2 separate regions of the Homo sapiens genome follow, and region 1 is linked to region 2. A link is an interaction called in ENCODE POLR2A ChIA-PET data of the cell type or tissue named here. Cell type or tissue: PC-9. All regions are shown on one strand. Links, peaks and the distances in the headings refer to the core of each region. The heading gives the core; the rest is flanking DNA.

Region 1 (2,907 bases), core at 106-2,605, 260 kb before region 2:
CCCCCCACCCACCCACCTGGGCACAGAACGGACAGATCCACCCTCACCTCACTGAGAGCCCCACCCCTCCCACCTTGACCAGGCAAGAGTCCAGCAGGGACAGTGAATTTCTGCCCTGCCAGGCTGGACAACCAGGAGGACTTGTTCCCTCTGAAGGCACCAAAGCTGTAGCCAGGAATGTAGTGGGAAGGAAGTGGCTGCAGCTAAACTCTAGGTGTGGCCAAACAGTGCCCAAGCCCCAGGAGAGGGGCCCCTTATTGCCAACAATAGCCAGCCTTGACTAAGTGCCTACTGTCAGCCTGAAAAAACAGACATCAGAAAAAAATATCTCCTATATGATGAATGTATTTGGGAGTAAGCATAAATGGATTAGTCTCTGGAAGTATAGCTGTGGCAAGCCATAGGTGCGTCTGGAGAGGGGACAGCAAAGGGAAGCTTTTATTGGCAAAAAAAAAAAAAAAAAAAAAAAAAAAAAAGAGAAGTTCACATAAGCTGCTTGGAAACAGACTTCATTGGCTGCAGAGGCTCAAAGCTAGAGTTGGCATCAGTTCATTGGTGGAGATGACGTTACTGGGCAGTGTTCTTTGGAGAACATCTTACCTGAATTGCTGCAGTCCTGAAGAAGGAATTTCTTGGGGGCTATTTTAGAAAGTCCTTGAGACAGTCCTTATCTCAAACATGCAAGCATGAGTTCCCCTCCTTCGTGATTTCCCGGCTCTAATTCTTCTGGTTCTGACAAAAGTGATTTCATCCTGGTATCTGCAACTTTCACACCCCCATAGCTTCGCATTCAGAGTTTATAACATTCATTTCAAGCTACGAGGCAGATATTCTCATTATTCCCATTTTATATATGGAGAAACGGAGGCTTCAAGGAATCTGCCTGATGCTGAGGTCTGTTCAACTCCAAAGCCTGGTCCAAATGGATGACAGGGGCCGTGTCTTGGAACTTTGGGTAACCAGATTTGGCCACATATCACCTCTCCTCTTCCCAGAAGCACATAACAGAGGTGAGACTCAGCTAGCAGAATAAAACAGAGTGAAGCCAGCCAGGCTGGAGGCCTCCCGGGGGCTCTCAGCTCTTTCCCATCCAGGAAGGATGCCGTGTTTCAGTGCCTGTTCCAATCCCTATAGAATTTGGAGTCCTGTGCCTGATCCAAAAGACTTCCCTGCAAGCCATGCCGGTCCGTGGGAGCCGGGCACCAGCACTGGCTGCCGGCCTGCACCCCGGCCTGACAGCCCTGTCACCTGGCAGGAAGGTGGGGCCCTGGCGGGGCTGCAGAGGCAGCTGCTGCCGTTTCCGCATTCCTGGCACCATGGCAACAGGAGGCCACTCAGACGGGTGACCTGCACAGAGCTCTCTGCAACCTCTGCCATTTCCTTGGGAAAAACAAAGGGCTTAGGCTCACTGAGAAGGGAAACGTGATAATGTTGGCAGTGACCTCTCAACCCATACTTGTCCCAGCACGGACAGCCCGTCACACTCACCCCCGCTGAGTCCTCACGGCAGCCCACAGAGGAGGCAGGCAGCAGAGAATGGTACCGGGTTAGCTTTACAGAGGAGGAAACTGAGGCACAAGGTGTTTGGGAGACAGGTTTTGGTGGAGATGGGGATGATGGATGAGTGTGTGGTCACCAGGTGGATACAGTCCTTTTCAAAGAGTCCCTCAAGGAGTTTAAAATGGAGAGAGGGAAGGCCTTGTGGGGAGGGGGTTTGTAACTTGAAAAAGTGAGATTTCTAGGCTTTTTTCTACATATCAAACATACTATAGTCAATGCAGAAAACTTGGGAGACAGAAAAGTATGCACAGTCACAAATACTCTCACACTCACACGGGCACATTCACACACACACTCGCACAATTACCTATCACTTCTTTTCCAGAGACAGACTTTTCATGTTGATCCATCTAGTACTTTACATATTTTTATATACTAGATTTTCTCCACCTAGTATATTGTATACACACACGTGTATATAATAATTATACACTTTACATCTACATATAATTTTTAAACCACAGTCAGGGTTACACTGTGCCTGCTGTGTTTTGTTGTTTTTTGTTTTTTGTTTTTGCAATGGAGTCTTGTTCTGTCGCCCAGACTGGAGTGCAGTGGCACAATCTCGACTTACTGCAACCTCTGCCTCCCAGGTTCAAGTGATTCTCCTGCCTCAGCCTCTGGAGTAGCTGGGACTACAGGCGTGTGCTACCACGCCCACGCCGGGATAATTTTTTGTAATTTTAGTAGAGATGGGATTTCACCGTGTTAGCCAGGACGGTCTCGATCTTCTGACCTCGTGATCTACCTGCCTCCCAAAGTGCTGGGATTACAGGCGTGAGCCACCGCACCCGGCCGTGTTTTCCTTTTTCATTTGGCAGTAGGTGGTGGATGTTTTCCCGTGACAGGACTTTTTATTCATTGCACATATTCCAACATATGAATGGAGCGTCATTCCTTCAAACAAACTCTCATCAATAACCATTCATATTGCTTCCTAGTATTTAATTTTTCCAAAGTTTTTATTACAAAACTATACATGTTTACTAGGGAACTTTGAAAATACAGAGACATACAACAAAAAGAAAATAACCATATTCTCCCCAGCACAGAAAGGCAGTAACTATGAACATTTGTGTAGACTTATCACCTATTGTTTTAATGTTGTGTCCTGTCTCTATGGATGGATAAGCATTTTTTTTTTACATTCTTGTAATGATTTATAATATTGAATTTCAGCAGGGTCATTTCTAATCAGAGGTTTTGTTTTTTTGTTTTTTTTTTTGATTTTTTTTTTTTTTTTTTTGGAGACGGAGTTTCACTCTTGTTGGCCAGGCTGGAGTGCAATGGCGCAATCTCGGCTCACCTCAACCTCCGCCTCCTGGGTTCAAGCGATTCTCCTGCCTC
Region 2 (2,907 bases), core at 297-2,796:
CCCTTTCCGAAAATACATGTGTCCAGGGTCATTAATCTCATGAATCTTGACTTGTTTGAGGACTTTGTTTCAAAGGGAAAAAAAATTCTATGTTCCTTTATCAATCTAACATTCTTTTCTTATTGCCAGTTGTTGACAACAATCCCTTGGTTTGTGCACACACCAATGGGTTAGATCAGGGATTGGCCAAATTGTCCCATAAAGAGCCAGATAGTAAATATTTTCAGTTTTGCAGGTCATATGCTCTCTGCTCTTCTGCAAAAGCAGCCATAGACAATACACAGCAAGCACAGTGTTCCAATAAAACTTTATTTACAAAAACAGACCAGATTTGGTCTGTAAGCCATAGTTTGCTAACCTCTGGTTTAGAACACAGGCTTCAGAATCAAATGGGTCAGAGTTAGAATCCCTCCTCTTGTGATTTACTAGTAAACTGGGTGGATTCTTGAATGTAAGCCTGTTTCCTCCTCTGCAAGGTGGGAAGCATGGTTATCACTGTGCCAAGCATTTCGTGTTCATCGTCGCATCCACCCCTCACATCAACCCAACACAGGAAGACTATTACTGTCTCCGTTGTACAGGCAGGGAAACTGAGGCTCTGGTAGCTTCACTTCCCCAGTGCCTTACAGCTGGAAAGGATCAACCTGGGGCTCTACCCTGGGTCTCCTGACTCCAGAGCACATGCTCTGAGCTCCTAGGCTCTGCTGCCCACAGCCTCCCCAGGGGAGTGCGGTGAGGAGTGAAGAGGTAGCACATGCAGTGCCTGGCAGCGTCCAAATTCCTGCCATGGTAACCATGTCTGTTAAACAATGGTCATTGGTTTCCAGGCTTTGGAGGAGTACATTACTCAAGAGAGAAACAGAGCGAAAGAGACTTTAGAGGAAGAACGGAAGAGAATGCAAGAACTGGAGAGCCTCCTGGCCCAGCAGAAGAAGGTATGTGGCTCAGGGAGACAGAGTCAGCTCGAGCCCCACTGCAGCTAGGAAGGGTGGATCTGGGGCTCTGGTCTGGGCCCGCCGGCTCTGAGCTCCAGGGCTGTGCTGTCCACAGTCCCCTAGGGAGGTGTAGTCTGGAGGGAAGAGGAAACCTGTGCGGTGCCTGGCAGAGTCCAGTTTCCTCCCATGGTAACCATGTCTATTGAACAATGATCGTTGACTCAGGCTTTGGCGAAAAGCATTACCCAGGAGAAGAACAGAGTGAAGGAAGCATTAGAGGAAGAGCAGACAAGAGTCCAAGAGCTGGAGGAACGCTTGGCCCGCCAGAAGGAGGTACGCTCGGGGAGATAGAGTCGGCTGAGCCCCAGTCGGCTTGAGGGCCATGTGGAAGGAAGTTCAGAGCGGCGATGATGGGGGTGAGATCGTGGTGGAGCCTTCCTCGTGGAGTTTGCGTTTGGGTGGGCTCAGCTACTTTGGGAAGCGTGGGAGACTCAAGGAGGGAACCCTGGAGTTGTAGCCTTGACAACCAGTTGGGAAAAAATTGTAAACAGTGTAAAACACAGTCAGAGAGAGAGAGCGCTTGGGAGACAAGTAGGAATGGTGACATGGGCGTCTTCTGTGTTCCAAAGCACAGAAACGGGAGAATGACAGAGTCATGGGACCTCAGGGCTGCGTGGACCCTCCACCAGCATCCTAAAAGCCTCCAGCCTTCAGCACCACCACTAAGGAATGTTCTCCACCCCAGGACAGTCCGTCCCAGCATGGATGCCTCAGGCCGACAGAAAGTTTTCCCTTTAGGTTGAGTTGTGTCAAACTCTTACGCCCCGGAGGAGTATCAGTCCTCCGCCCTCCCCTGCGCTCCCACAAGATACATCTACTTCCTCTTCCACATGATGACTCAGATGTGTGAAAACAGGGGCGCCCGCACCCTGTGTCTGCTCCTCCCCGGGCCCAAGCGCCCTTGTTCCTCAGGTCCCTCACAGGACTAGAGCCTGGCCCTGGCTGCCTCCTGTGGCCTGTGCTGCTCTCCAGAAGTCACAGACTGGTAGCTCAGCGACTAAAAAGGGCCTGTGGAAGTTATATTTGGCCCCGGAATATTTTACTTTGAATTCATAAAATCTATTTAAAAGTTCAGATTTCCAGCCTCTCCCGAAAAGTCAGAAAATCTAGCCCTTGTTTCTACTTAGCAAAAATGGACTAGAAGCCTTACCGGGTAGCAGCAGTTTGCCAGAGTCCTCACCACTCCCCGTTGCATTAAACACAGCCCACGTCATTTTTGGTATCTGTCCGGGCTTCATAGGCATTGAGTTTGTCACCCATCACCCATTTTCTTCCTAAAGGGAGGTGGCCAGAACCACTGTTCTCCAGCCACGGTAGCCTAGGGGAGGACTCCTCCCTCCCGCATTGAAGATATTCTACTTCTGTTAATGCATCCAAACTAGCTTTTGGGAAAGCTCTGTCACATTTGTGGATTCATGTTTAGCTTGTGGTCACCCTCAGATCCCTGATCCTTTTTCACATCTGCTTTCATGAATTCCTCAATCCTGACACAGCACAGAGGAGTGCGGGCTTTGCAGCCAGATGAGACACAAGTTCAAATCCGAGCTGGGCTACTTCCTGGCTGCAGCAGACCTACCGCTGCCTCCCTTCTCGAAGGGGCGGCTGTGGGCTCAGATCTAGTGTATAATGGAGGGCCTGGCCTGCGGAATGATTGCCGAGTAAACGGCAGCTGTTACTACTGTCTCTGCTGCCACTTGTGCCTCTTCTTCTGTTTGGGCATTTGTTTTTCTTCAACACTGACTCCTTGAGTAAAATCCTTGCCCACCCACTGCTGCAGGAGAAACAAAAAGACCTCTGGGCAAAGCCTGTGCCATTTGATCTGACCCAGGACAGAGAGACGTTTACATGTCGGTTCTCCCTTGGCGTCTCTGGCACAGGTGTGCCCTGCAGCCCTCTCACAGAGCGTCACTGA

The links. Peaks named below come from ENCODE experiments on the same cell type or tissue, not always from the same donor. Only the 100,000 strongest peaks of a DNase experiment are listed, where the experiment ranks them.
Region 1: POLR2A ChIA-PET joins it to region 2 with 20 read pairs; 2 of 35 experiments call an interaction of 5 or more read pairs at or near these places.

Annotation. Positions count from the first base shown.
Region 1 is chr1:15,089,287-15,092,193 of GRCh38, forward strand. All of the region lies in intron 8 of KAZN (kazrin, periplakin interacting protein), which reads left to right. Among named protein-coding and RNA genes, the nearest start is that of TMEM51-AS1, 62 kb to the right of the region's middle. In PC-9, for the core only: no CTCF peak of the experiment used is centred there; DNase peaks (open chromatin) are centred at 175 and 1,345; H3K4me3 peaks cover 843 bases; H3K27ac peaks cover 631 bases.
Region 2 is chr1:15,344,256-15,347,162 of GRCh38, forward strand. FHAD1 (forkhead associated phosphopeptide binding domain 1) reads left to right here. Exons shown (of 34, transcript NM_001391957.1): 17 at 828-935; 18 at 1,161-1,268. Among named protein-coding and RNA genes, the nearest start is that of FHAD1-AS1, 1.8 kb to the left of the region's middle. RefSeq lists an enhancer at 1,538-1,737. In PC-9, for the core only: no CTCF peak of the experiment used is centred there; DNase peaks (open chromatin) are centred at 1,806 and 2,296; H3K4me3 peaks cover 481 bases; H3K27ac peaks cover 2,500 bases.